5 separate regions of the Mus musculus genome follow, and all the other regions are linked to region 2. The links are chromatin loops, found by intact Hi-C in ENCODE. Cell type or tissue: left cerebral cortex. All regions are shown on one strand. Each heading gives the region's core, and the rest is flanking DNA. Links, peaks and the distances in the headings are about the cores only.

Region 1 (6,145 bases), core at 688-5,687, 170 kb before region 2:
GTTGTGTGGAAAGGCACATGAGTGTTTTTAAATGGCTGGATAGAGTGTACTTACTGCCCTTGCCTTAATATTAGATACCTCCTGTCTTAGAACTCATTCTTTTTTTTTTTTTTCTAATGTGGTAAACTCCTTAGTCTCTAAAGTTCATGTTGTAGTTCAGTTTTTTGTTTTGTTTTTTACAGTTTGTTAATTTTTTATTGTACAAAATAATTGACTTTGTTATACTTTATGTTTTTATCATTTATTTTCCTCATATTTACTTCCTGATTTCCTTTCTCCATCCATCATCCCACAGAATGGCTCCCTTTCTATTTTCGCACTAAAAATATATGTGTTATTAATGTAAAGCATGCAGTTACTGTTACGCCTAGAAAGAAAACACAGTATTTTGTCTTTCTTACACCTCCGTGTCCTCTGCTCTTCTCCTCTTCTCCCTGTGAACCCTTACAAGTACCACCGAGTCTCCCTTCTATGTTTATATCATATATCCCTTTAAATGGAAATTCTGCATACGGGAATCCACGCGGCATTGGTCTCCCTGGGTCTGGTTCATCTCTTTTAACATGGTCTCTCCAACTCCACTTTCCTTCAAATGGCACCATTTACTTCTCCCTATGGCAAAATAAAGCATCATTGTGTATGTGTTCCACACTATCTTTATTCATTCATCTGTTCAGGGGCATCTAGCCTGTTTTTATATGGTAGCTGTGACAGATAATGTATATGCTCAGATATGCTGATATCCATGGTATTGTGGCTTGGAGTCTAGTTACATACCCAGGCACAGGTACAGCCGATTATGATTCTGTCTTTGTTTGGAGGATCTTCCACACTGATTTCCATAGTTGATGTTCAGTTCTCATTCCCGCCAGCTGCCCGAGGGCTCTTTCTCCTCCCCAGGGCCAGCATGTGCTGCCCTCTGTTCTCTTGGCATCAGGCATTCTGGCTTCCATGAGATAGAATTTGTGTAGTTTTAACAACACAATTGAAGAGGACATAGTAGATAAATCCCAGGTCTGGTTATGGAGGGGGAATTATAGGAAGAGGCCTGTTTTTATCATTAATTCTTTGGTGCAATTGTGAAACAGGTTGTCCAGGAAGCGCTGGACAAAGCCAGGGAAGGCCGCACCTGCATTGTGATCGCTCACCGCCTGTCCACCATCCAGAACGCGGACTTGATCGTGGTGATTGAGAACGGCAAAGTCAAGGAGCACGGCACCCACCAGCAGCTGCTGGCGCAGAAGGGCATCTACTTCTCAATGGTCCAGGCTGGAGCAAAGCGCTCATGAGCTGTGACTATCTGAGGTGCTAAGTATTTTTAATATTGGTGTTTAAACATGGCACCAAACCAAAGTTAAAAGGCAAGGGCTGTTAAAGGTAACTCCATCAAGATGAGAAGCCTTCCGAGACTTTGTAATTAAATGAACCAAAATCGGAAACAAACAAACAAACAAACAAACAAGCCATAGTTAAACAGGGCCATGTTTTTAATTGCATTACGTGATTCATAAGAGAACATATAGTTTTTTAAAATAAAATGTATAATTTTGTTTCAGTTTTTAATTTCTACCCTACTTTCTTAAATGATTATAAAGATTGTAAAAAGCACTATTTCTTAAATTGCCTATAAAAATTAAATTTTCATATAATTGGAGCCATCTGTTATGTATATGAATTTATCTACTCTTCCAAATAGGGTGATGTAAATTTCAGCCTTCAGAAAAGTGGATTTTAAGAGCCTCTCTATTCTTTGTGGGATGGTTAAGTAATTTAAGTAATTTCCACCCGGGATGCCTTTTCACCTGGAGCCTCACAAAGCCACCTCCCTAGCTGCCTCTCAGACTTGTCCACTGAGCTTTCCATCGCCTTACTGGCTGCTCTCAAACCCTGCGCACAGACTGTGGGAAGTGGAATGTGGTACGGTTAGGAAGTATACATTGCACAATTAATTGCACCTCACATTTTATTGCTCTACGAAAGAGCTCTCCAACAATTCCAATACTTTTATAACCTTTTAAGTTTAATTACTCTGTGATAACATTGTTTCTAGTAATTGGCCTCTTCCAAAGCTGACCTTCCTGACTAGAGATGTTTAAAATATGTCATTATTTTCAATCCAGGGAGATACAAACAAGAGAGCATCTCAAAAAGCTTAACCCTGACCGTACATGTGAGGTACGAGCTTGTGTGACCCGGTACATGTGAGGTACGAGCTTGTGTGACCCGGTACATGTGAGGTACGAGCTGGTGTGACCCGGTACATGTGAGGTACGAGCTTGTGTGACCTGGTACATGTGAGGTACGAGCTTGTGTGACCTGGTACATGTGAGGTACGAGCTTGTGTGACCCGGTACATGTGAGGTGCGAGCACAAGCTCCTGGGTCACATTTATTCGGGTAAGCGGTATCTGCAGTACATAACATGCTCATGGAAAGAAGCCTACGAGCAAATGATATGATCAAGTTGTTCCCAACAAGAAATGCATGACCAAAAAATGTGCACAATTCCAATAGCAAAAAAAAATGTGTAAGTTAAGTCTGGTTTACAGAGCAAGTCCTGGGATAGCCAGAGCTACACAGAGAAACCCTGTCATGAAAAACAAAACAAAACAAAGCAAAACAAAACAGAACAAAACAAAGGCTGACTTGCTTAGTAACATCCCAATTCATAGAGGGTATCTTTACTGTAATAGTTTTTGCTTAAATATTAACAACATACGTATTTTAAGTAAGTATATGCTTCAATATGGCATATATTCCAACTCTTGAAATTTAGTTGAGAGACATAAAAGGATGCTGTTGAAGCATTAGCTATAATATTAAAAATTGTACAGCTTTAATGTTAGCTTAATAGTTTAAAGTTGAGCATTGCTGTACATACCTGTAATTCTAGGACTCCAGGAGCTGAGGCAGGAGGATCTTGAGTTTGAGGCCATCCAGGCTGCAAAGCAAGTGTCATGTCAGTCCAGGATACAATAAGACCTTGCCTTAAAGAAGCAAAATCTGTTCATCTTAACATAACAGACTTCTTTAAAATTAGATAAAAAGCATTATATTTTCTTTGCGATCACCAACTGGAATAGTGTGTAATCTTTTACAAAACTAAACTGGACACCAGGCCAGATAGCCAAATGAGTACCGAGAACTCGCCTCATCTCCACAGAGAAGCCGAGCAGCAAATGAATAGCTGTGTTTGGGGGACAGTGGTACTGGTCAGAATGAAGGTGGCAGTAAGGGAGAGCCAGGAACCTGCACAACCCAGAGCCCTAGGATGGAAGCTCAGGGAGTAGGAGAAAGCACGCCCACAGTGTGGCCCCTGTTCTCCAGCTGAGACCCCACATCAGGGAAGAGAGTGCCTAGCAAAGTCCTCAAGGTCAGAAGGGACAGGTCTGAAGCCCAGCTCAGAAAGCTTCCAGGAGTCTACATTGTGATTTCTCCAGGTTAGTCACATTAGCACCAACAAGCTCCCAAACAGGACATGAAACATAAGTGGTGGCCACCAACAGCTCAGGACTCCCAGAACAAGATTAAGGGATACTTGGGGACAGTTGACAAAACAAGACAAAGAGCAGTAGGTGGCAGTGCTGGCCAGCTTCAGGATTTCCCCATCAGGGGAGCATGCTCAGACTAACACCTCTAACCCCAGTGAATTCTTTTCAACTTTAGGAATGCTTAAATCCCTATAAATCTTATATGTCGATTTATAACAGATTGAATTCTGGGTAAAATGGGCTTCTAAGAAAAGCACATCCTCTCCTGGAAGTTTGTCTGCCCTGAGAGAGACAAAGGAAGGGGTAGGGTGAAGGGGGGAGGTGTGAGTCTGAGAGGATCAAAGCCATTGCTGTTCTGCTGAGCCCACTCTTTCTAAGGAGTGCATTCCTGCCTTTTACAGAACCTAAAGGGGAAAGAAAGGAGGACAGCCAGATACAACAGTAACTGAAACTCTCTCCTCTTGGCTACACATCCAGGAGCACGAGAGGACCCCAAGTAGACGTGACATGAAGCAGTGCAGCCCACGGTTTATTAGTCAACTGTCAGCTGTCACCTAGTGTATTAGATTAGCAGCAGATTCTTAGCAGAATCATTGTAAGCCAAGAGGATATTGAATAAAAATAAAAACCTAAGACAAGCCAATGTAGACAGTCCATCACCTCCAGTAGTGCCTTACAAGATACACCAGGAAGAATGCCTGAAAGCTACTTACACCAGGGAAGATAGCATAAGTCTAAAACTCTAGCTCTCAAAAGACTGAGGCCAGAGGATCATGAGGTCCTGACCACCAGGGGCTACATAGTGGGATCCTGTCTCAGTGAGAGAGGAAGAGAGAGGAAATATATATATTTGGGAACACAGCTTCATAATATATATATTTAAATCAACAAAATGACAAGTACTTTTTTATTGTCTCATATATTACACAGCCCACAGAATTTACTAAACAGGAGTAAATTTTTTTTTATTCACACTAAAATATTTATTGTTTACTTGAAAATAAAATTAAAGCAGGGCTTGTCCTGTATTTTTTTTCAAAGCTTACTTCTATGTTTAGTGACATGATGAGTGTGTGTCTGTCTGTGAGTGTGGATGCAGTGCAGTGCCCATGGAAGGGGTTGAATCCCCTGAATATGGCATTCCAGGAGGAGGCCAGCCTTCTGAAGTGAGTGCTGGGAATCGAACCCAGGGACTCTGCCAGAGCAATGTGAGCTCTTCACCCCTCTGCAGACCCCAGATGTCCTGTGTTTCTATCTCGTCCTCCTACTTCAGTTTTATTCGGGGACAATCTCTGCTTTTCAAGGGATTTTTCAAAGACCCCTGCCTTGGCTCTCTTGTTTCACTTTTCTAAACCTCTGCTGCACATCGGTCGTTTGTTTCTATATTTTATCCATTAAAGTGCATGCTACATGAGTGCAGAATTGTCTTACGTTACCTTTTTATTCCCCACATCACCTAAGGGACTATCTTACACATTATAGAATTTTTTTTTTTTTTACTTTTATTTCCATGATGGTCTGTATTGCCCATCATATCTTTTTTTTTCCATTTTTTTATTACATATTTTCCTCAATTACATTTCCAATGCTATCCCAAAAGTCCCCCATACCCTCCCCCCCACTTCCCTACCCACTCATTCCCATTTTTTTTTGGCCCTGGCATTACCCTGTACTGGGGCATATAAAGTTTGCGTGTCCAATGGGCCTCTCTTTGCAGTGATGGCCGACTAGGCCATCTTTTGATACATATGCAGCTAGAGTCAAGAGCTCCAGGGTACTGGTTAGTTCATAATGTTGTTCCACCTATAGGGTTGCAGATCCCTTTAGCTCCTTGGGTACTTTCTCTAGCTCCTCCATTGGGAGCCCTGTGATCCATCCAATAGCTGACTGTGAGCATCCACTTCTGTGTTGCTAGGCCCCGGCATAGGAGTAAATTTTTTATGTCATTCGAAACTGTGAATGTAATGAATTAAATTGCTAGAAGTAAAAGACACAAACCAGCTCAACAAAGAAAAAAAAAGAAGTGTTCCATACAAGAAAGTTACTTCATGTGTAAAATGAATAAATGTAAAAAAATAGAGGCTGAAAATGAAAGGTTGTACCAAGACATCTATCTATACACATAATCACCAAGAGCACCCAGGGCTAGGCACATTTGTACAAACCAGACATAATGACAGAACCACAAGGGACAAGGAGGCTCACCAGGCAACACTCTAGGGGCCAACTGATGAGATTTGACAACTTAAAATTATGTTCACCTAGTGCAACAATATAAGGCAAACATTGTTAGATTTATAAAGACAGAGGAGATCTAATAAATAATAATAATAAAATAGGCTTCAACACCCTATTTTACTGGCCACATCAAATCAAACCAAAAAGAAAAAATGGCCAAGAAACTTTGGAGTTAGCTGTCCTCTAGACCAGAAGAATCTGCAAGGTGCTCACGGAACTGCCCCTCAAACAGCTGCAGAATAAAATTCATCAGCATGTGGAACATTTTCCAGGGTATTTTTTATATCATGCAGCAAAAAAAAAAAAATCTCAATATACTTTAATGAAATAAGAACAGTAATCTTTTCTGACCACAATGAAACACAACTGGAAATCAACAAAGGAAACCATAGAAAGTATGTGTGGAGAGAGACCTCA
Region 2 (6,145 bases), core at 625-5,624:
CATACACTCACACACACACTCACACACACACACACACACGCAGATGTGGAACTTGTTCAGTCTGTATAATGCTACTCATTACGTATGCTTCAGAACTGGCTATCAGGTCTTGCATAACCAACTGATATGCTCTTCCCTGTAGAAGACTATTTCTTTCAGTCTCAGTATTCCTTAGTTGCCTGAAGTTCTTTGTGTAGAGTGGAGGACAAAATTTTCTTTGCTTGCCTAGAAAGGAAGGGAGGGAAGGAAGAGGAGACAGAAGAGAAGGATAGTGGGAGATCCTGTGCTAGGTTTTCTCAATGGGCTCTGTACTGGTATTCATCTTCCACACTGAGCCAAGTGTTGAAATATTCATGTAGTACTCACTGGGCTGAGTCTTGGGAAGTTGTTGAAGTGAAGCTTTGAATTCTGCGCCTAACATGAATCTTGTCCTGACCATGTGTGTGCCTTTCTCAAGTCCTCAGAATACAAAGAAACTAATTTGCTTTTTTGTTGTTCCTTCGTGATGAGGAGGAGGAGAAAGGGGAGGAGACAGAGTTTCACGTAGCCAAGGCTGGCCTGGAACTCCAGCCACTGATTCTCCTGCCTCCACCTCCCAAATGCTGAGAGTGAAGACATACCCTGTCATTCCTCCTCCGAATTCACTTCCTGAATGCACCACTTTCCAAAGCAATTCTCTCCTTGACTTTGCTTCCCAACCCAGAAGTGGTCTGCTGTGGCTTCAAGCACAACCTTGCCCTAGGCTGCTACAGGTTTTCTACCATCTGATGTTCTGAGCAAAGCCTTTTCCTAGCCTCGGAAGAGAGAGAGAAGAGAACACATTGACTCCGTCCTTACGGCAGCCCTCAGGCAAGTCACAGAGAGACTAGTGAGAAGGGCCAGCTCTGCTCTCTCTGAACCCGGAACAAAGACCCCACAGTGGGAATGTGGGCTGCTGTGCTCAAACTTATCCCTGAGCAAGGGAGGCTCGTGTCGCTGCCCTGGTTTTCCTAGCACTTTGTTCTTCAGAGTTTAATAAGGCTGGTGATGACTGTTTCCATGGGCACACTAGAGCTCACAGCTGTCAGTTTGGTTGTCGTTCCTGAAGTGACCTTCTGAAAGGCTTTCCTGATGCTGTCCCTTTAGCATCTGTCTGTGCCTGACTTTAATATGGCTGAGGCTGCATAACTGAGTGTCACCACAGTGGCAGAGCCATCTCCATCCCCGACTTTTTCAGCATTTGCATCTGTGCATTCTAACCTGGTTCTTATCCATGGGTGAGCTTGTTGCATTCCACCTGACAGTTCAGTCCCCACGGAAACATCAAACCTTTCACACACGTGGAGTGCACGTGTGCCTGAGGTTAAGTTGTATCCCTTATAGAGATTTCTGATGGTTCTTGTCTTTCTGCCTTCTTAAAATACAGCACCCGTGCATTCTTCCTTCTATCATGGTTTGAAAGTAATGTGCTATTCTTGTCCTTACAGCTCTCGCCTTGGAAATCCACAGAGGTATGCTTGGCTTGGCTTAGGTCACATGAGAATTCCTCCCCACCTCAGTTGATGTCTCATTCACTCTATTTACTTATGGCAAATTATTCTACAAAATCCAAATTTACTTAGACTTAGTTAGTTCCAATGCACACTGCCATGCCCGAGTTCAGATGTCCAAAGTCCAGGGGGGAGCTTTTTGAAATACAAGAGCAATAGTGACCATTCTCCTAATCTCTTGCTGAGAGAGAGAGAGAGAGAGAGAGAGAGAGAGAGAGAGAGGGAGGGAGGGAGAGGGAGAGAGAGGAGAGAGAGAGAGGGAGAGAGAGGAGAGGGAGAGAGAGGAGAAAGAGAGGGAGAGAGAGAGAGAGAGGAGAGAAAGAGGGAGAGAGAGAGAGGAGAGAGAGGGAGAGAGAGGGAGAGAGAGACAGGGAGAGAGAGAGAGGGAGAGAGAGGAGAGAGAGAGAGAAAACAATCTTACATGGAAGGTCACTGAAAGAATATATATGTACTTTGACATTATAAATATTGTAATTACCTCCAAGTAATTGAGATACAAACCCCACTGTACACATTAGTGCCCCTAAATCCACCGTAACAAACATCACAGAGAGCCATGATTAGCCACAAAGCAATCTGAAGGCTGCAAGACCAGGACAAGGTGCCTGCAACTTTGGTTTTCTTCTGAAGCCATTCTTTTTGAGACCAACGTTAACTTAACTGTCTCTTTGAAAGGCCACATCTTCTAAACTAGTGAATCTGAGTTGCTATTTCTGTGGCAACGATACTGAGCCTAAATGCAAAGGGTGGTTATAACTTGATATCTCTTTATTAGTTATTAACCAGAACAAGTAACTTTTAAAAAGTCAGTCAGTTCATAATAAAATGGGCAAAGATGTCTACCATTACTTACCCAAGCCGCCATCAAGGGCTAGGGATCAAGCAGAATTCATAAGAATTAGCTTTGACAGCTTGGTGAATTATGTTCCTTCAATCAGGAAGATATGTGATGTCAACCTGTTTCAAAAAATAAAAATAAAAAAGCAGGCTTCTCCTTTGTTCTCTGTTACTGTGACGAACCCTGAGCAAACGTCACTTGTGGGGGTGAGGGAAGGGTTTATTTGGCTTGGACTTCCAAGTCATAGACCCACCGCTGAGGGAAGTCAGGGCAGGAACTGCAGCACAAGCAGAGGCAGGAGTCAGGAAGAAAACTGCTCACTCACCGGTTTGCTCTCAGGTTCATATTCAGCTACTAACAGTTTCAGAGACAGTCTAGGCCCATCTACATGGGGATGGTGCCACCCACAGTGGACAGAGAACTCCCTCAGCAATCATCACTTCAGACAATCTCTCATGGATCTGACCCCAGGCCAATCTGATTGAGGCCTTTTGTCAATTGTCTTCAAAACATCTGATTATGGCTGTATTATCACTGAGGTACCCTCTACCTCTCAGTGCCCAGCAGGCCATCTTTATACACACTTCTAGACAAGAGGTTCCCTTTCAGCGGTGTCTAGCTGGGGAATAAAGTTGTGTGATGGACTATTGACATGGACATGGCTGACTCAAAGGCAGTTGCATGACCAAAAGGTCCACATCAGCACGGGTGACACCTCACAAAAGCTGCAGCCCTAGACCTCCTTGCCCAGCTTGCAGGGAGCTCTACTGCTGAGTCACTTCTCCCATACCAACTACTCACTGCTCGGCTACCCTTGGAGTGGGGCCTTGTGAGTCGCACAACTTTCAGAACTCCTAGAACCTCAAAGCTTTATTTGCTTCCTGGTTTTTAGATGCCTTCCCTCCTCCCTCCAAGAGAAAATGTTTCAAGTCAGAGGAAATAGCTATACAATGGTCCTCAAGACTGCCATAGGTGACTAGTGGGCAATGAAATATATCCAGCAGGGTACAACAGTGTGAAGACCAAACCAAAGAATTGCTATGCCATCCCTATATGACTGAATCTTTTATATATATTCTTTCTCATAATCCTCTCAATAATAGCCCTAGTAGAAGAAGGCATTCTTTATTGTATAGCATGGGAAATGGAGTAACGTGCCCATATTCCCGTCTCATTTGGTTGTCTCCCAAGCTCCGGCTCCTCCACTCCATTGTCACATCTGCTGCTCCATCATCACGTCTGCTGTGCCCGCGGACACAAAGGGACACCCAGAGGCAGTTTCTGCTGCTCTGTGCAGCTACTCCAGTGTTAACAGTGCAAAGAAGGGCAGGAATTCAAACAAGCTCCTCTGCCTGTGCTTGTTGCCACATGCATCTTAAAAGGCTTATTTGAGCAGAAACCATCCTATTTTTTCTAAAAAAACTATTTATTTTTTCTAAACTGCCTATTTTTCCCCCTTTCTTTCTTTTCTAATTAATCACTTGTGCTAGGACTTGAAACTGTCCTCTAGTTTCCAGAGCACCCACCCCTGCTTGGTTTTGTTTCTCCAGTGGCGTCCAGGGTGGATGAATAGGGCCTTATTGTTTGGGTTTCTACTCAGGGAGCCAAGTAAGTCCAATTTGCTTTGCACGAGTTCTACAGGGCTATGGCGGCTTGCTTTTTTTTTTTTTTACTTCACTCAATACACAAGAGGAATGATGTGTTCTGACAGGTTACAAACTTCCGGAGGACCCAGCCTAACTCCAGAACAAATTGGAAACTAATTACAAATGTTGTATTAAGAGTGAAAAACCAATACCAAATTAGAAACATTTTGTCAGGTGAGCCTTCGGAAGGGAAGTCTGGAAGGTAAGGGGTGATGTTCAAAGAAATTACCAATATTTGCCCACAATTTGATCAAATTATAGTACTAAAGCAGTGGAGAGGGTTAAGGGTTTATATCTTTTCTAGTTTTTAAATTTATGCATACTTGTTTTTAATTTTAAGCTGCTTTGAAACATGCTAGTCTCCAGGCCTTTGCTGTCGACAGTATGCGGCAGGAGTCAGTGAATTGGTGCCTCAGAGCTGGGTACAAGCCTCAGGCAAGGCGTCAGAACCGCTGAGTCAAATCGAGTTTGACAAGGTCTCCAGGGACATCTGTGCAGTGGTCTACCCTGAAAAATGGTAACAATGTCTCAAGAGGCCACAGTGTTTCTTTTCTATGGGTGGGGGGATTGGTGGGTATGCTGGGATCCTTCCTAGAAGAGCCTGGGTAGGTGACACCAGGAGGTGAACTTCCAGTACAGTGCATGATGCAAACAAAGGGGTACACGGTTCTCCTAGGCTGGTGACTCAAACCTGGGACAGTAACACCTACTTTCCCTGAGTCAGCTGTGCCTACACAAAGAAACCTGGTTGAAACTGCATAGCTCCTGGATCCTGCCTGACCCCTGTGGCCTCAGAGTTAAACTCCTTCATACTGAATTATAGGTGTGCTGGTTAGGTTTTACCAACATGACGCAGGCCTAGACCTATCTGGGAATCTCAATTGAGGAACTGCCTCTATCGAACTAGCCAATGGGCATGTCAGTGGGCTTTTTTTTTTTTAATTGCTAATTGAATGGAAGGGACCCAGCCCACTGTGGGCATTCCCACCCCTGGGCAAGTGGTCGTGGGTGTTATAAGAAAGCAAGCTGATGAAGTCATGGAGGTGGAGCCACCAAGACATGTTGCTACCCCCAGGTTCCTGCCCAGGCACCCTTTGCTTTACAAGTTGCTTCTGCTTATGGTGCTGATCAGAGCAACAGGAAGCAAACTCTATCAATAGATGGTTTTAATATTAACTTGCTGTTCCCTCATTCCAACTCCTTCTTCATAATTTCTCCAAAGCTTTCGTTTTACTAACATAACTATTCTGTATTTTCCTGTAATGTTGCGGGCTTTATTTATGTATATATTCGTGTACATTTGTGTTTGTATGTGATCATTTCAAGTGTTATCTCGGGTGGGAAAAAGCTGCCAACTTGCTTCTGAGATCCAGTTGGTTAGCAGAAACATCTTGGTTTTCAGAAACAAGATTAGTGTTTGAATTATAGAATTAATATTTTAAAACACTTATACATAAAAAAAAACACTTTACATCTAAACTGTAGCAGTAAACATTAAAGGTAATTTCCCAAGAGACCTCAACCCTACACAAAGAACTACAGACAACTGAGTTAAGCTGGGAGTGGGGAGAGGTCCCTTCCCAGGGAATAATCTTTGAAGCACCAATTGGTTGTTCAGTGGAATTGAGAAACATATGCATTTGTTTACATTTGGGGTCCTGTGAAATGAGATGTGGATAATTACTGGCAGGTGTTCGAGTAGAAAGGATATTCTGTACAGCAAAACACACAGTACTAATTAAGGCAGTGGCAATCTAGATCGCTGCTAATTAACAGCTGAAGAGCCTGACTCAGAACCTGAAATTCTGGTTGTGCTTCAAAGATTATTTGGACCCAAAAAGGCTTGGTAGTACAGATCTGTATTCCAAGCTACTTGGGAGCCAAGGTGAAAGGATTGCAAACTCCAGGATTGCCTGGGCTGCAGAGTGAGTTGGAGGACATTCTGGGCAACTTAGTGGGACCCTGTCTCCAAAAGAGGAGGAGGGCTTGGGTTAGAACTTTTCAGTCGAGGGTTTGCCTAGCATGTGTGAGAGGACCTAGGTTGGAGCCTCAATACCCTCCAGGCAGAAAGTGAGGAATCCCACTTATAAAGGGGACAGTTGTCACCAGGCTTGCCAGGGATGGGATAAGGA
Region 3 (6,145 bases), core at 619-5,618, 170 kb before region 2:
TATCATATTATATGATTATATATTATATACTGTGTATATCATATAGATCATACTATATATAATATTATATATTGCATAATATATAATTTATAGTTAGATATTATGATATAATGTGTCATATATGGTATCATATATAATATAATATATCATGTATTTTATATTATATATCATATATATTAGAGTAGTTGGGCATGAAGGAGGAGAGATAAAGATTTGTTGAGATGTTGCTGTGACTAACAGAGCTAAGGTTCTCCAGAGAAAGAACTTGTTTACATGGACACAGGTACTCAAGGCATTTTCCCGTGACAGCTGTCCTTGGTTGTCAACTACATTTTGGAATTAACTAAAAAGTCAAGTCACTAGGCACACTTATAGGAGATTTTTAGCTAATTGGATCATGAGGTAGAAAGGCTTACCTTAAATTTGGAAAACTCAAAGTGGGAAGACATTCTCTAAATCTGGGCCACATCTCATGGTAGCCTATATAAGAAGACAAGGAAGGAAAAAACCTTCTGCTCTTTGCCTGCTTGCCCTTGCTCTTGCTTCACTGATATTAGGGGTTGCTTCTTCAGGACTCCAGAGTATAGTGAACACCAGCTGAGACATCCAGCCTTGTTGACTGAACAACTACTGGATTCTTGGACTTTCTATTGGGAGAAAGCCAGTGTTGGACTAGCTAGACCATGGCCTGTAAGCCACTCCAATAAACCCATTTTTCTGTATACATATTCGGATTCAGTCTATAAGTTTTGTTTGTCTAAAGAACCCTGACTGATATAGGTCCTCAGGATACTCACTAAATACAGGTGGCTACAGTGTGTACCATCTAGTGAGCATATTCTTTTTCTAGCCTGGGCTTGATTTCTCTTGTTCCATCTCAAAAATTATCCAGTGGTGCACAGCTATGAACAATGATGGCCCTCTATTTGACTCACCAGCATCAATCAGCTTCGGAATTCCAGCCAAGTTGTGCTTCAACCTGTTCTGATATACAACACAGCCATTTGTCTTCAGATCCCATAACAAGTCCTTTTATGACAAATCCAGTTTTGCTTACTCAGCTCAGAACCCTGGTGCTCCAGGTTTGCAGACCTTTGAAAGGGAGGATCACTTTACAGCACTGTGCTGCTGAGCTTGGCAACCCTGGACAGACAGCAAGGGGCAGTAAGTACCAAACTCTGGTCCTCTTTCTCTCTGACCTTGTGTCAGGTTTTCTGGAAATTAATGCAAGACAGAGCAACAGTATTCTTACCTAAAGCATTAAAATTCTTCCTACACACACACACACACACACACACACACACACACACACACACACAAACAGGAGAGGGGGAAGGGGAGACAGACAGACAGACAGACAACACACACAGGAGAGAGTGGGGGAGGGGGGAGACAGACAGACAGACAACACACACAGAGACACACACAGACAGACAGACACACAGACACACAGAGACAGGCAGGCCGACAGGTAAACAGAGACAGAAAGACACAGAGACACAGAAAGACGGCTCCTCAAAAACAAGTTAGAAGGGGTGGGAATGGAAAGAACGAAGAAGGAGAATGTGAGGAGCACTTGAAGGAGCATTTGAAGATCAAGACCTTGAACCATGGCTAGAGTGTGCTGAGCAAGGTATATGGCATGAGATGCCCTGACACATGAACAGGGACCATCTTCACCCTGCGACAATATGGCAACTAGAGTTATTTTCAACTGAAGGCAAGATCCCAAACTGTGATGATGATCCCTGCTCTCCAAACCAGAGCCCCTTCCTATGGGAAGAAACCAAAGTCCTGTGAAGTGGCTATGTGACTTGATCCTACAAAGTCCTTGGTACTCAGCCAGCATCACATGCCAGCCACGTGGACAGGCCTGTCACGTACTCAGGAAGCTGCAGCCTCAGTTGGTGTCTGCCCACAGGTTTCTGAGACAAGAACTGAGCCCAGTCAGTCTGTAGAATGACAAGTGATCAGAAACACTAAGCATTTCAAGCCATTGAGTAACCAGAATCAATAAGGTTCTGCGTGCCATATAACTCAATGTTCCTGGTCATCAAAAGACTATAGGATCCTGGCAGGTGGATGTCATGCATTGTGCCTGATAGTTCGACCAATGCTGTACACACCAAAAGTCCTCGGTACAAATATTTGTTGAATGAAACAAAATGGCATGCTTTTCTGGGAGGAGAAAAGGCAATTAGCCAAATGATTGTCTTGGGACACTTCCACAGTGGCATTACTATGTCCCACTTGGAATGTCAAACACTAAGGTGAAAGACCTCTCTCTGTCCTTGGAGAAATTAGGATAGCAAAGAGAAACCTCTGCTCAGGGACAAAGATAAATGATGAAATGTTTTTGCCCAGACTCTTTCAAAAGAGCCAGTGTGGAGCACAAGTGACCTTTGAGTTGAAACCTGAGAGCTTTCCTCTTTCTCTGTGAGCAGCCAGATTTCAATATTTCCCTCTCATTGATTGCTGCTTGGTGGCAGAGGAGACCTAGGCTCTACAGTCAGAGAAGCCCAAGTTTCTGTTTAGAACATCAGATTTTTGGCTTGTAGACAAGTTACTTATTTCTCAAGGGCCCTATTTATAATAATAATGATAATAATAATGATTTCTTTCACCAGTTGCTTTACTGAATTGCTTAGGTACTAAATACAATAAAAGCACTTAGGGTGATGATCCATTACATAGAACACAGCAAAAATAAACGTCAACTGCCTTTTAGTCCACAGTTTTCTTGATCTTCATAAATACTGTTGTCTTGGATGAAAGCAAGATATTATTTGGTATTGATTGACTTAGCAATTATTTTAGCTGCCTTCTAGAGTGCAAGTTGGGCGCACCCTAAAAGAGAAGGAGCTCTCATCTCAAGACATAGTGGTGCGTTGGTGTCATGATGCAAGCCTGTGGGGAGAAGGAGAATGCCGAGAAGAGACATCACATCTGGGCGTGCTTGGAGGGTTGTGAAGCTTCCCAGGTAACCAAGCTCTACTAAAAACAAAACAAACAAACAAACAAAAAGACTATCTATTTATGTTCATTAAAAAAACTAATAGTGATATATTATTTTGAAATATACTGTTAATATAATTGGAGTTATTTAAAATTTATATTGAGAAAAACATATGTATTTTCAGTACTGCTGTAGACAAGCATCTACATAAGACTGTTCAATTGATTGTTGTTTTATATCAAACAACTTTTAAAATACTCATCTTTATTGTTAAAATATTTTATAAATTGTAAAGAATATGATAAAAATGAAAGGTATTGTAGGTTTTGAAGGGGGTGTCTCTGGGAGGAGTTGGGGTACAAAAGGGAAAAAAGAATGTGATGTAAGTTTATTTACTCAAGACATGTTTTTAAATGTTAACAAATTCAGATAAATTGAAAGTATGTATCTTTTCTCATCATAATGCAATAAAGGCAGCATTTTCAACAAATGGTGCTGGCACAACTGGCGGTTATCATGTAGAAAAATCCGAATTGATCCATTCCTATCTCCTTGTACTAAAGTCAAATCTAAGTGGATTAAGGAACTCCACATAAAACCAGAGACACTGAAACTTATAGAGAAGAAAGTAGGGAAAAGCCTCGAAGATATGGGTACAGGGGAAAAATTCCTGAATAGAACAGCAATGGCTTGTGCTGTAAGATCAAGAATCGATAAATGGGACCTCATAAAATTGCAAAGCTTCTGTAAGGCAAAAGACACTGTCAATAAGACAAAAAGGCCACCAACAGATTGGGAAAGGATCTTTACCTACCCTAAATCAGATAGGGGACTAATATCCAATATATATAAAGAACTCAAGAAGGTGGACTCCAAAAAATCAAATAACCTCATTAAAAAATGGGGTGCAGAGCTTAACAAAGAATTCTCACCTGAGGAATACGGAATGGCTGAGAAGCATCTGAAAAAATGTTCAGCATCACTAATCATCAGGGAAATGCAAATCAAAACAACCCTGAGATTCCATCTCACACCAGTCAGAATGGCTAAGATCAAAAATTCACGTGACAGCAGATGCTGGCGTGGATGTGGAGAAAGAGGAACACTCCTCCATTGTTGGTGGGATTGCAGGCTTGTACAACCACTCTGGAAATCAGTCTGGCGGTTCCTCAGAAAATTGGACATAGTACTACCGGAGGATCCCACAATACTCTCCTGGTCATATATCCAGAAGATGCCCCACACGGTAAGAAGGACACATGCTCCACTATGTTCATAGCAGCCTTATTTATAATAGCCAGAAGCTGGAAAGAACCCAGATGTCCCTCAACAGAGGAATGGATAAAGAAAATGTGGTACATTTACACAATGGAGTACTACTCAGCTATTAAAAAGAATGAATTTATGAAATTCCTAGCCAAATGGATGGACCTGGAGGGCATCATCCTGAGTGAGGTAACCCAATCACAAAAGAACTCACATGATATGTACTCACTGATAAGTGGATATTAGCCCAGATACTTAGAATACCCAAGATATAAGATACAATTTGTGAAACTCATGAAACTCAAGAAGAATGAAGACCAAAGTGTGGACACTTTGCCCCTTCTTAGAACTGGGAACAAAACACCCATGGAAGGAGTTACAGAGACAAAGATTGGAGCTGAGACAAAAGGATGGACCATCTAGAGACTGCCATATTCGGGGATCCATCCCATAATCAGCCTCCAAACGCTGACACCATTGCATACACTAGCAAGATTTTGCTGAAAGGACCCTGATATAGCTGTCTCTTGTGAGACTATGCCGGGGCCTAGCAAACATATAAGTGGATGCTCACAGTTAGCTATTGGATGGATCACAGGGTCCCCAATGGAGGAGCTAGAGAAAGTACCCAGGGAGCTGGGGGGATCTGCAACCCTATAGGTGGATCAAGAATATGAACTAACCAGTACCCCCCGGAGCTTGTGTCTCTAGCTGCATATGTATCAGAAGGTGGCCTAGTCAGCCATCAGTGGAAAGAGAGGCCCATTGGTTGTGTCAACTTTATATGCCTCAGTATAGGGGAACGCCAGGGCCAAGAAGTGGGAGTGGGTGGGTAGGGGAGTGGGTGGGGGAGTGTGTGGGGGACTTTTGGGATAGCATTGGAAATGTACATGAAAAAAATACCTAATAAAAAATGCAATAAAACTTAAGCCAAAAAAAATCCTTACTGAAAACGTAATGTAAAATATAGACTTAAGATGGTTAGGGTGCATCCATATCTGTTCACCAGTTGTAACAAATATTCCTTTCTGGTGGGGAAGTTTTAAAAATTTGTATATTATTATCATTTATTGTTATTAATTTTCTCGTGGGAGGTAAGCATGCCACAGCACCAGTGTGGAGATCAGAAGACAACTTTCAAGAGAGTTTATAGGAAAGCTTTGTGCTTTGAATTCAATTTTGCTTTATAAATCTAAAACTACTTATAAAAAAATCATAGCATACTAAACAGGTAATAAACAAGAAAGCTTCATGGAGAACTAAGGTCATATTTGTCAGATGACAGTGGAGGGGTGGGCAGGGGAGGAGGGGGACAAGGAAGTTGGAGGGAACACAACTCCTCCTCCTCCTCTTTAGTTGGGAGCTTGGAAAAGAATAACAATTGTCTGTCTTAGGACTATTCTATTGCTATATTTAGGCCACTTTACAGTGGTGGCATCCTTGTTCAGAGTTTGAGTATGAAAATATTTGCATTCCTGGAAGAACTCATTGTAACTCCTTACCTATGTGATATGCAAAACATCCTGTTTAGAGGAAGGGAGAGTCTGAGAGGAGTGGGGGAGGGGGACAAGTGGGGGTTTAGGGGGAATATGATTAGACTGCAATGTGTACTAGCTTCAGAAATGTCCTTATAATATATATATTACATGAATTGTAGAGACAACCCCTGATGTCTGGGGGTTGGATCACATTTTTGTTAGGCACAGGTTCAATGTAAGCATGACTGGGAAAAAATCTTGGTCAGCACGGGCAATGACCCATTACTTCCACTCTTTATAGTTTAAACAGATGACTCAGGCAGAACTCACCCATGGATTTTTCCATGTTGTTTTGAGAAAGTACCAGTTTCAACCAAGCTGTGGATGATACTTCCTGCGTGTCTGAAAAATCCCAGTATCTGCAATATTCAACCACATTAGGCTA
Region 4 (6,145 bases), core at 515-5,514, 100 kb before region 2:
TTTGTCTCCCCTAGGGCTTCACGTTTGGGAAAGCTGGAGAGATCCTCACCACAAGGCTCCGGTCCATGGCCTTTAAAGCGATGCTAAGGCAGGTGAGTGCATTGCAGATGATACCTAGTGTTTAGATTTAGGACTCTGCCTGCTGCTGTTGGCAAGCCAATGCTCATATTTCCCCTCCAAGACTTCCACGCAAAGAACGACTAGGGCCCTACAAGTTACTGGGGTTCTGAAATAGCCCATGACTTCTCAAGGTTTTCCTGGGAGCAGACATTTCAAGAGCTCTTTGGCTTATTCTGCAACTATCTGTCTCCATGTGTACAGTCATTTACAGTATTTGTGTCTGATCTTTGGATTCTGCAGACAATGGCCAGTCTTTGGAGAAGATGGTTGATAGTGTCCATGTTTATCTGTCACAGTCGACCTTCCAACTAGGTTTTCCCAAAAGCTAGAAATTGACTTATGTTTTGCCTTGTGCCTGTTTTCACTTTTATTCACCAGTTCATTTATTGAAATTGTACATATTATGTAAGTTCCTATTCTGGGGTAGGTTGTATGGGAAAGTGAAAACATGTGTCCCACCTTTAAAGAACAGATCATGAAGAGAGCCAGTAGACTTGAATTGGCATTGTCCCTGTTCACACTGGGCACACGGCAGGCATCGCAGTTTGAGCATGTCTGAATTGATGAATTCTTTGGGAGACCTTCCAAACTCCTGCTATGTGGGAGAAATAACTTTAAATGCAAGTAAAAAATACTGCCAATAAATACTTATAATTAGTATCAAACCAAGAAGACACACTTTAAAAATCCTTATGCAGACAAAATAAAAGCATAGCAAGAATTCAACATTTAATTCCCTTGTTTACAGTTTATTAAAAAAAAAAAAAAGACTTGTCTCTTAGTGAGAATGGCATCCTAGGGAGTAGAGGTGTCCACAGTACAAGTTGTAACAAGGGCTATCTGTGACAATTTGGTAGATAGTGCACCCACCGGAGCCCAGCCTTGGGTGGACTTGGCAGATGAACCCATTCCTTCCCTCTGACTAGGACCCCTTTCTCTTATGGGGAATAGTTAGGACATGTGGCCTTGTGTGTCTGCAGTCGGGTGCTCAGGGTTGTGTCTGGACCCCCACTCTGTATAGAAGGTCTCCCCTGAATTCCAATACCCACAGTCAGTTTAGATATCTCTCTTCACTGAAGTACTTCGAGAGTGCTTTGTTTTTGTTGGTTTTAACTGTGCGTTAATTTAAAGGTGTGTTTTATCCCACAGGACATGAGCTGGTTTGATGATCATAAAAACAGTACTGGAGCACTTTCTACAAGACTCGCCACAGATGCTGCGCAAGTCCAAGGAGTAAGAAGACTGCGCTCTGCTAGTCTTTTCCTTAAGAAAGGAAGCATGGCATTGCTCCATCTACTGAGATGCTTTCAGCTGGGGTTGGGGGTGGGGGCAGAGTGGATAGCTCAGTGGTGGAGAGCTTGCCTGGAGTGCACAAGGCCCTAAAAACAGTTTTGCAAAGATATTTTTAATTGGAAAACCAGGAACATCCCATCCAGCTGAAGCGGACTTGAACCGCAATGGGAAGTTTAGACTTCAAGTAGACTAATGAGCTGGCTCGGTACAGGCATCAGAGGCCCAGGTTCCTTCTGTCTGTCTGGTGCATTGCCTCCTCCATGTTGGCTCTGTGGGGCTCATCTCCTAGTTAGCAACTAGAACTAAAAGCTTCTTCATTTCTCCTCTGAAAAGGACACAAATCTGTACCTCATCCATCAAATGAAAGCCCTTTCCATAACTCTTGTTGTAACAGCTCATAAATCACACTCAAGCCTGAGCCAATAGCTATCTCAAGAGAAGGCTGTTCTCTGGCCAGCTTAGGTCCCCACCCTGTGTGGTTCACTGATCTCACAGGAGAAGAGAAGGGAAGAGACACACCAGAGAGTTGACAGCAATGTCTATGACAATGGTCCTGATTTTTTGAACTGCACAACAACTAATTCAACTGTAGCGTTTGGTGGTTGACAGTCTTGTAGGAAGTGAATACTTGGTAACTTGGTTTCAAGGAGAGTGTAAATTTCTGTCTGAACAATTGAAACAAGTGGTTATTTAAATTATTGGGGTTGTGGTTAGACTCCCCTTTTGAAAGGTTCATGTCCTCACAGCTTATCTGTACAGTAGGTGACTCCATGGGCTGGAAGGATGAGAACAGAGCCTGTCCAGCCTTGTGGGTTAGGCACAAGCTGTGGGTTCATTGAGCAGGTGAAGCTCTTCACATTCTGAGTAGGGCCCTAAGCCTGGAACACATGGCTTTAGGAGTGACTCAGCTGCCTTATTCTGTTTCTCTTGCAGGCCACGGGAACCAGGTTGGCTTTAATTGCACAGAACACAGCCAACCTTGGAACCGGTATTATTATATCATTTATTTACGGTTGGCAACTGACACTTCTGCTGTTATCGGTTGTTCCATTCATTGCTGTAGCAGGAATTGTTGAAATGAAAATGTTGGCTGGCAATGCCAAGAGAGATAAAAAGGAAATGGAAGCTGCTGGAAAGGTGAGCTAAGTGGGCATCAGCTAACAGAAGGGCTGCTTGTACACACACCTGGCTTGCTTTGTCATGTTACACACTACAGCTGATAATATATGGGCTGTGCAGAAATGTTCTACAGTATTGATAATGCCTGGAACTGAGACTGGGATAGTTCTTGTGACATTTCTAGCTTCCAGACAGAACTTGTTATAAATCTCTTTCAAACTGCCTGAATGTATTTCATCTTGACATCATATCCTGGCATCATTGATACAATAAATGTCTCTGTTTTTACAAGTGTAAGGCAGAGTATAGAAATGAATTATCTACAAGAAGATTCCTTGTACCTGTCCCCCATCCTGATATGAATTTTTTTATTGTTAAAGTTAGCCCCACCAGGTGGCAGTAATTCCCTATTTTGTAGTTCTTTTTTTTTTTTTCCATTTTTTATTAGGTATTTAGCTCATTTACATTTCCAATGCTATACCAAAGTCCCCCATACCCACCCACCCCCACTCCCCTACCCACCCACTCCCCCTTTTTGGCCCTGGCGTTCCCCTGTACTGGGGCATATAAAGTTTGCGTGTCCAATGGGCCTCTCTTTCCAGTGATGGCTGACTAGGCCATCTTTTGCTACATATGCAGCTAGAGTCAAGAGCTCCGGGGTACTGGTTAGTTCATAATGTTGTTCCACCTATAGGGTTGCAGATCCTTTTAGCTCCTTGGCTACTTTCTCTAGCTCCTCCATTGGGAGCCTTGTGATCCATCCATTAGCTGACTGTGAGCATCCACTTCTGTGTTTGCTAGGCCCCGGCATAGTCTCACAAGAGACAGCTATATCTGGGTCCTTTCAGCAAAATCTTGCTAGTGTATGCAATGGTGTCAGCGTTTGAATGCTGATTATGAGGTGGATCCCTGGATATGGCAGTCTCTGACCTGCTGAACCAGACCCTTCACTTTTGCAAATGTAGACATGTGGACAGGAAGTAAGTCCAAGCCAAAGCACAATCCTAGTCTCTCATTACGCATCTATGTCTAAATCTACATATAAACATGTGATCTGCAAGGCACACACATTCAGATGGTAAAGCATACATCATCCTTTAATGAAAACTTAGGAAGTAAAGCACATGGTTAGTATAAACTGATAGTTTCTACAGCACCAGTCTTAAAATTCTCTCACAAGCATCACTGCAAACACTTTCATAACTATGTATAGTGGGAAAGACAGGGTCTCTACTTTATGAAGAGACAGGCTTTGGTACTGAGTGACTGTCTACCTATCTATGGCACATGCTTATACACCCATTACTCAAGAGTTAGAGGCATGAGGATTGCCGTTCCTTCAAAGCCATTCTGGGTTACATAGCAATACACTATCATAAAATAAACAAAAACATAACGGAGACTAGGATTGCAGTGATACATGTTTCCACTTAACCAATTCTGTTCACTGAGATCTGCCACTTCCTCCCATCAGTGGTCATGGCTGCCATTCCATGGGGTCAGTGTCCCCCAGACACTTGTCACTTCTGCAGGCATGGCCTTGCCCTGGAATCAGAGTTCTCTGGAAACCTGTGTGTTGTGGGTCCTGGACTTCATTCTTGTTCCCAGGTGCTGAGCTGTTTCTTATGTACTGTTTTTAGGTACCGAAGGATACCATTTTCTTCACACTGTATGCCACAGACTAAAAAACAACAGCATCAACAACAAAACCAACCAAACAGGCAAACAAACAAATCCCCCTTAAAAAAAAAAGTTCTGTCTTCCACCATCTTGTAGTAGTCCTTCTTCATTCCTCAAGAGAACATGATCATAATGAAGATAAATTTTCATTCAGCAAATTACACACAAAAAAAAAATATCTTGAATTGACCCAACATAGTGACCATGGCTCTACTGAGAGAGTTATATTTTGGTAGCAATGAGAATTATCAAAATTTGACAGAAGTATAGTTGTAAGAATTGAGGAGTGTTTTAAACATACAAAAATGTTCAGTTCTCAATCCTGTCCTTCTGCTCATACCATTTGATGCTGGAGAGAAATCTCTTAGTTCTAGTGGCCTTTTTGGTCTTGGTGAAATGAGGTGCTATTCCTGATGCTGTCCAGGTTCCTTCATAAACTTCCTAAAGCTGCCATCGTGGGGATCGGTGGCTGAACGGCTTACGATGCAACCTAATGTTAGGTTTGTGAGATAGTACAAATATTTTAATCCCCAACAATCCAATCATGGTTCAATTTTGTTTTCTAAACCAACTGTTGGTTCATGGGTAGAATCAGGGTTAGTTTCTTGTGTGGTAGGTAGCTTATAATCCTTTGAAGGTCCTTGGAAGGCAGATGAGGGAGTATCCATGCTAGTTTAAGACTAGTGGGGTACACATTAGTTCTACCCTGTGGAGCAGCATAGTGAAACTGGACTCAGAGAAGGGAGCAGAGACCTGGGTGAGCTCCTCTCCACTACTTGCTCAAAAAGATACGGTATTTTACTTGGGTACAATTTTTTATTAGTGAATAAAGTATATCAGGAATTGGGATAGTCTCATTTCAATGTTTCAAGGAGGACTTTTTAATATGAGCAATTGGTGCTAGGTAGTAGGAGGAAGATGGCAAAATAAGATTATAGTTATAAATCATATTATACATGTAATACAATCCTCTAAATATAACACTAATATATGCACAGCCTACTAATTAGTTCCATCAGGCCATCCTTTGTGATCCAAATAACAAATTTATATCATGACCATCTTGAGTAGATCCCGTTTACTGAGCTCAGGCGCCTGTCAGAACTAGACCACAAAGTTAGTCCATGGCCAGAAAATCAAGGGTTAATGGTAAACTTGTTTGTAACTGGTTTCTCCATGTGCAAAATCTCAAAATAGACAGAGCAGTCAGTGCAACTGGCTAAGAGCAGACTTGGCATCAGGTTGCCTGGCAGTCCTCATGCTCCGAGTTAATTCTGAGTCTTTAGGCTAGTGGGGAACCCCCTCTGCACCTTACTTCCTCATTCTGTAAAAACAGGAGTAATACTACCCTACAGGGTTGTCCTCAGGCTAAAGGAAACTGTGCCCTTCAATGTGGCAACATTTTGGCTGCTTCTACTATCTGTTAGATTATTATTACTATTTTAAAGATAGAGTTTTTTAGCCTAATGTAAAAAATATCTTTCACCTACTTACAACTGAAGGCTACAAGTGTTGAAGCTGATGAAACGAAAACACAAAATTTAACATCTGATAACCCTAGTGTTGATGTGATTTAAACTCAATAGCTAATCACAGTCAATACACTAAGGGTGGTTTGGCTATAAGAATTAAAAACAAAACAGCAAAACTTCTGACTGGCTTGGGTTAAAGTGGTTTGACAAAAAGAATGTATTTCAAGAGAAGACAATAATAAGCTCACTGCCTCTTAGACCCACAGGCTGTATTGTCTCTGAGTCTCTCTGTACATATGCCTCTGTCTCTTAGTCCATGCCTCTGTCTCTTAGACACACAGGCTGTATTGTCTCTGAGTCTCTCTGTACATATGCCTCTGTCTCTTAGTCCATGCCTCTGTCTCTTAGACACACAGGCTGTATTGTCTCTGAGTCTCTCTGTACATATGCCTCTGTCTCTT
Region 5 (6,145 bases), core at 505-5,504, 550 kb before region 2:
ACTGAAAAGACACAGTCTAAACTAGTGTATTAAAATACAGGCCTCATCCTTGTGTGTGTTCATGAACCTTACTTGATCATAAAAGACAGATAAAGCAGATAATACTTTAGAGGACAGAGTAGAGAATGGATTCCAGGCAAATAGATCTAGGAATAAAGGAGTTTTCATATCTGATAAAATAGACTTGAAACCAAAACTAGTTGGAAGAGATAAAGAAGGCCACTTTGTAATGACTAAGTGAACAATCCACCAAGAAGACATTACAATTCTAAACATCTACATAGCAAGTGTGGGTGCCTCTGATGTCATAAAACAAGACACCAGCAATGGTATAGTCAGCAGCATAATGGTGGGAGATTGTGATAGCCCATTCTAATTAATTGATAGATCATGCAGGCAAAAGGTAAACAGAACATATAAATTAAATGAGATCATATATCATAGATTTAAGAGACATCTATTTAATATTCTACTTGAACACTCAAGAGTTCATATTTTTTTCAGTAGCCCACGCAACTTTATCTAAAATAGATAATATATTAGGACAGAGTACACACTCTTAACAAATAGAGGGAAACTGGAAAAGCTCCTGTATTTTATCTGACCACAATTGACTAGAACTGCAGATTAATAGCAAGAGGAACTACAGAATAGTCACAAACTCAGGGAGACTGAACAACACCACTGAATGATAGATTGGTCAGTCAATGCAGAGATCAAAAAAAGAGATCAGCAATTTACAGAAATAAAAGAAAATAAAAACACAACAACAAAATCTTAATGACAAACCTGAGGGACCTGGAAAAACCAGAAAGACCAAACTCAAAATCAGTTTGAAAGAAATAATTAAAACAGGGCAGAAATAGATGAAATAGAAATGAAAAATTATAAAAATTACAAGGTCATTTGATCAATTAAGTAAGACTAAATTTGCCAAAGTATTTTCAGACCCAGAATAATAAAACTAGAGAAAAAGAGAGCCATTATGATAGATACAAATGAAATTCAAAAGAATTACTAGGAGTGATCTTAAAAATATATTCTGTTAAATTGGAAAGATCTAAAATAAATGGATGAATGTTTAGATGTATATGACCTACAAAAATTAATCCAAATGAGATAAACAGATAAGAATTAATAGAGCTGATGCAGTAATAAAAACATCTGGATTAAAAAAAAAGCAGGCAAATTCAGCTTTGTCTTGTACAAATACACTACAAAGACATCAGAACTTAGAAAATACTTAATGACATTAGTTAGTTGTCTTTTGTGAAACTTTAAGCACTGAATAACGCAGTGAAAGAAAACACTAGGCCTAAGACTCAGGAATAAAATCTGGACCCTGTCTCTGGACACCAAGATGCAGAACACCTATAAAAAGCAAGTTGAGCCAGTCAGGTACCATGCTACCCAGTCAGACAGACCACACCAGAGAAGACCCCCCAGCCAGTGTCATGCAGGCCTGGCTGGGTAGTCCATGCCTTAGGCAATCCATGTCCAGTGAATGGGTGGGACATAACACTCCTGAGATGACACCAGAAACACAGAGGCCCCAGGCATCATTATGATGATGAGCAAGTAGTGGTGGAGAGACAGAGAGGGAGAGGGATGTTTGTACAGTGAAGGGAGGTAGAACTGCTGAGAGTGTGAAGAACAGCCTGATGAGGGTGGCTGGTGATGCCACCTGGGGTTATGGTGGGGTCCTGGCCCATGCTGCCAGCCAGGGCCATGTCTAAGTTCATGGACCTGCAACAGCAGGGGTCTATTCCCACCAAAGGCCAGGCGGATGTCCATAGTCTCCAACTGCAGTACTCAGGAGAAGGGGCCCCACATCTCACCCAGGGAGCAGAGCAAAGCTGGCCCTGGTTGCTGGGGGGTTGTGAGTGAGCTGGTCCTGGGGTGTAAGTGTGGGAGAGCTGGCCTGGCCACTTGTCTAATGTGTGGTGCTGTGGCAAGGGAGAGATGCCCTCCCCCACCTCACCACCTATGGAAGATGGGAGAGCTGGCCCCCAAGGTCATGAGAGCAGGAGAGCTGTCTCCGAGCAGTACTCAGCAGGCCCTCCTGGTCAGCACAGTAGAGCTGTCCTTGGTTGCAAGGGGTCACATGTAAGCCAGTCCCAAAGCATGAGAACAAGAGAGTTGGCACAGCCCCTTGCTGGGTGTAGTACTTGGGAGAGCAGCCCACACCTCAACTGGACAGCAGAGCTGGCCCTGCTGGGTTGGGATGAATCGGCACGAGGGCATGAGAGTAGAAGAGCTGGCTCTGCCTCTTGCTGGCTGCAGCATTGGGTGGGCTAGTCAGTGTTCTGCCAGAGAGCTCTCCCATGGTGGTTTCAGTATGGGGGAGCTGGTGTACTGACCAGCTCAGCTACAAGCCAGGCCCAAATCCAGGACTTTAACATTGACCCTCCCCAACATCTACCCCATCTATGAACTGTCGAAGAGTGCGAAAGGGCCAGTCCTGCAATCCAAAACTACAGGATCTCCATGACACAGGGCAGTGACAGGATATCCCAGAGGAGTCCCAGGGAGGCTCCAGTATTGATAGTATAACAGAAGCCAGAGTTCTGGAACCAGACCAATAGATGCACTGCAGAAAGCATTTGCAAGTAAAGCTGCTGAGACAAAAGGGTGTACTGTGGGATACACAGCTGCACAATACAGCTTCCACAATAAGAACAAAAGGGTGTACTGTGGGATACACAGCTACACAATACAGCTTCCACAATAAGAACAAAAGGGTGTACTGTGGGGTATACAGCTACACAATACAGCTTCCACAATAAGAACAAAAGGGTGTACTGTGGGGTACACAGCTACACAATACAGCTTCCACAATAAGAACAAAAGGGTGTACTGTGGGATACTCAGCTACACAATATAGCTTCCACAATAAGAACAAAAGGGTGTACTGTGGGGTTCATGGCTACAGAATACAGCTTCCACAATAAGAATTTTTTCATTTGGGGTAGATCTAATATATTTAAATGTTTTATTGTCTCTGGTTGCCTTTATCTTGTCAGAAAGAACAAAGAGCACTACTAAACTCATTTTATGAAACCATAATCAACCTGATACCAAAACTGCATGAAGACATAATAAAAAAGGAAACTATAGTCCAGTCTCCTTAATGAACATAAATCAAAAAAATCTGCAGAAAACACTTGCAAATTGAATGTGAAAACATAATTTGATTTGCAATTCTTACTGCAGATAGAACACTTTGCCAGATTGCTGAAACATGTCACCAGACTCTGAGGGCCACTGCCTTGTTAACAGGAAAAGGGCTTATACACAGTTTAGGCTGAGTTTAATAAAAAAAAAAAAAATCAGCTACTCTCTGCCGTGCCTGTATCTATGTTACAACACACAGTGGGGGAAGCCAGGAAATACACTGTTCGCTACATATCATGTATATAGATATGTAGACTGATACATACTGTGATGAGAAGGACTCTTTGGAAAGAATCCCCAAGTCCGTTATACATCAGTCCTGGTGCTCCTGGAGAGGTTCAAAAAAATGAATAAAGGAATATAGGAGACATCTGTTTTATACTCAGTGCCTTATATTCTTTACTACAAATTTTAATTACATCATATGGCCACATGATGGCAACATGTTAACATATTTCCAGGCCATGACTATAACCGTGTCCGGGTTTTGCCTGTAAACTACGAGTTGACTGGACTTTATCTTTCCCTCTACTCTTTGGTTCTTGAATTATAAGAAATTCAGAATATATCAGAATTTCTGTCAGTTTTATATTAGAGAGTTGTGATGTCACTAAGGGATAGGAATTTTTCAACTTCTCTCAGTTACTTGGGACCATTGTCCTATATGTAGTCAGTAACTCTCAAAATGTCATGTGCTATATAAGGAATATTTTAAAAGTATGTATAATATTCAATCTCAACAGAAGGGTTTTCTCCAATCATATCCATTAGTGTGTTGGATTTAATTAGTCCTCAATATTTATTCTATGTGCTGAAATGGAAGTTCAGTAAACACTTGAACCAGGTAACTATATTTGTCAAGGAAAAAGACCAGTACTGTATGGTTAAAAAAATCTTTAATATACATGCAACAAATATAGTACATCGAGGCAACAAAATACAGATGGAAAGATAGACATAGCCAGCATTCTTTGTGGAGTTCTGAAAAATAAACAGTACCACTGAAAATTAAAGACTGAGACACTGTTCACTCATGCAAGCGTTACAAACTGCCTGTAGCTCGAAACCAACTGCAGAAACTTGGGTTCCACAGTAGCAGATGAACTTTATATCAAGAGCTCCAATAATGGAGGGAAAGCCATGATCCTCAGGTGTCATGTCTCAGTCCGCAGTTCGCAGCAGGGATATGTCACAAACTAGTGCTTCTATCGGACAGATCTGAAAAAGTGTACCAACTGGGGAATCTTGTATTCCCTTCTACTTTATAAAAATGTATGAAAAGATCTTACCAAGGTTTTATATCTGAAAAATCATAAATGACAGGTGAGAGCAGGCCGTGGTGATAAAGCAGTAAACACTTTGACTTTCTTAGGAAAGTAGAGGTGCGCCCACGGCCAGCCTAAATTCCCAATGTTCTCATGACCATCTAAGTCCTCATGCAGCCTGCTGCAGGCCTGCTGTCTTTATTTGCTATTCCTGACACTACTTAAACGTGGCTTTGGCCACTGTACACTTAATATGGTGCACACAGATCAGAGAAGATGGAGGTGCTCTGTTTTAATGCATCAGCCTCAGGAAGAAATTGCTCAGTTTGTTCTGAGTCACCCGATGCAATGTCTGTCATGAGCTTGCAGGCCTCCTTTGCCCCAGAGATTAGTGTCTGCACTGCCTCACATGTGACACTGGTCATGTTACTATTGATTGATTCCACACCATGAGACTGCGCTCCAAGCACTTCCCAGAACCTCCCACCCCTACACTTTGGATAGAAGGAGTGAACCTGTGAGTTCAGCACTCCCCAGGAAGCTTTAGGAGGGATGCACTTCCTACTTGTCACAGCTGCTAAGTTTAAATATAAAAATCAACAGACAAGAGTGAGCACTGTGGCCCCTTCATGAAACAGTATAGGAAATGTCTTTGGCACACTTGTTTTCCTCCTAGGACTCACTATAGAATACACACTTCATACGTGTTTATTTTCAATAGGGTGGAATTTTTAGGGACACATGTAGCTGTTTTAAAAATTGTAAAAAAAAAAATTGAAACACAGCTCTTTTTAAAAAACCTGTTTTCCTACAGAAGTATAGTTTTGTTTTTTTTTAAACACTAAGATCAATTTGAAAAATGAGAAATCATGGCATAGTGGTAATGGCTATGAAACACCCAGTATGTAAGTCATTGTTGCACACAGGGAAAATAGCATTGTAGCTCCAATGTATATCCACAGTCAGACATCCTGGTTACTCTGCAGCTCTTTAAAAATCATTATCAAGTCATTCATTAAACTGGAAACTTCTGAGGTTAGTAACCCCTTGCCAACATTAGTTCTGAAGTTTGAAATGTTTCCAATGTCTTAGGCATACCTGGGAAAAGATGCTTTTCCTCCATACCTGACAAATTAAGTCAGCAACCGCCTAAAAAGGCACAATTCTACAAACTTTATGAAATGCTAAAAGTTGGTACCAACTGGTAAAAGGAAAGCTTAACGAGCCACTGTGTAGTTGTGGCTGGAGACTTCCCCTTACAGCATGGTACACAGACATCAGAGTGCAGGAAGTACTTCATGGAATTAGTTGCCTTTTGTGCAAATTTAACCACCAAATAAAGGAGCGAAAGAAACTGCTAAGCTTAAGTCTCTGGAGTAAAACCTGGACCTGGTCTCTGGACACCAAGACGCATTTAAACAAATATAAAAATTCAGCTGAATAACAACTATGTACAATTTATAATGAATTCAGACACTCTTTGAAAGATTTTTAAAGCCTAATCAACTTTAAACATCCTCAGTGACAAATGTAATATTTTAAAAAGAAAAATAGGGGACTACTATGCTTTTCCCTCAGAAATTTACATGGGCTGGACTAAAATCTCCAAACAACAAAATGTTACGCATGTACCAGAATATAAAATTTCAAAATCTCCCAGCAGCCAAACTTATGTAAACAGGATATTTACAATGCAGAAACTTTGG

What was found. A loop is a pair of places that touch in the nucleus more often than their neighbours do. Peaks named below come from ENCODE experiments on the same cell type or tissue, not always from the same donor. Only the 100,000 strongest peaks of a DNase experiment are listed, where the experiment ranks them.
Region 1: a loop joins it to region 2, with 2.5 times the contacts of the local background. A loop is called at or near these places in 7 of 42 quality-filtered maps.
Region 3: a loop joins it to region 2, with 2.3 times the contacts of the local background. A loop is called at or near these places in 7 of 42 quality-filtered maps.
Region 4: a loop joins it to region 2, with 2.0 times the contacts of the local background. A loop is called at or near these places in 16 of 42 quality-filtered maps.
Region 5: it touches region 2 in a loop (3-fold over the local background); 7 of 42 quality-filtered maps call a loop at or near these places.

What each region holds. Positions count from the first base shown.
Region 1 is chr5:8,864,662-8,870,806 of GRCm38, forward strand. It overlaps Abcb1b (ATP-binding cassette, sub-family B (MDR/TAP), member 1B), which reads left to right. Exons shown (of 28, transcript NM_011075.2): 28 at 1,089-1,653. The coding sequence ends at 1,289. Among named protein-coding and RNA genes, the nearest start is that of Abcb4, 26 kb to the right of the region's middle. In left cerebral cortex, for the core only: a CTCF peak has its summit at 3,577 (motif pointing right); a DNase peak (open chromatin) is centred at 3,569.
Region 2 is chr5:9,039,280-9,045,424 of GRCm38, forward strand. No RefSeq gene overlaps it. Among named protein-coding and RNA genes, the nearest start is that of Gm40264, 7.6 kb to the left of the region's middle. In left cerebral cortex, for the core only: no CTCF peak of the experiment used is centred there; DNase peaks (open chromatin) are centred at 3,644 and 3,897; H3K27ac peaks cover 200 bases.
Region 3 is chr5:8,871,297-8,877,441 of GRCm38, forward strand. No RefSeq gene overlaps it. Among named protein-coding and RNA genes, the nearest start is that of Abcb4, 19 kb to the right of the region's middle. In left cerebral cortex, for the core only: no CTCF peak of the experiment used is centred there; no DNase peak of the experiment used is centred there.
Region 4 is chr5:8,938,565-8,944,709 of GRCm38, forward strand. It overlaps Abcb4 (ATP-binding cassette, sub-family B (MDR/TAP), member 4), which reads left to right. Exons shown (of 28, transcript NM_008830.2): 19 at 15-92; 20 at 1,270-1,353; 21 at 2,347-2,550. Gm31388 (a long non-coding RNA gene) reads right to left here. Exons shown (of 3, transcript XR_001784769.2): 1 at 3,968-6,145; 2 at 580-712. Among named protein-coding and RNA genes, the nearest start is that of Gm31388, 4.0 kb to the right of the region's middle. In left cerebral cortex, for the core only: a CTCF peak has its summit at 2,923 (motif pointing right); DNase peaks (open chromatin) are centred at 2,891 and 5,479.
Region 5 is chr5:8,486,283-8,492,427 of GRCm38, forward strand. Rundc3b (RUN domain containing 3B) reads right to left here. Exons shown (of 11, transcript NM_001347311.1): 11 at 4,054-6,145. Among named protein-coding and RNA genes, the nearest start is that of Slc25a40, 67 kb to the left of the region's middle. In left cerebral cortex, for the core only: a CTCF peak has its summit at 3,587 (motif pointing right); DNase peaks (open chromatin) are centred at 3,603 and 4,921.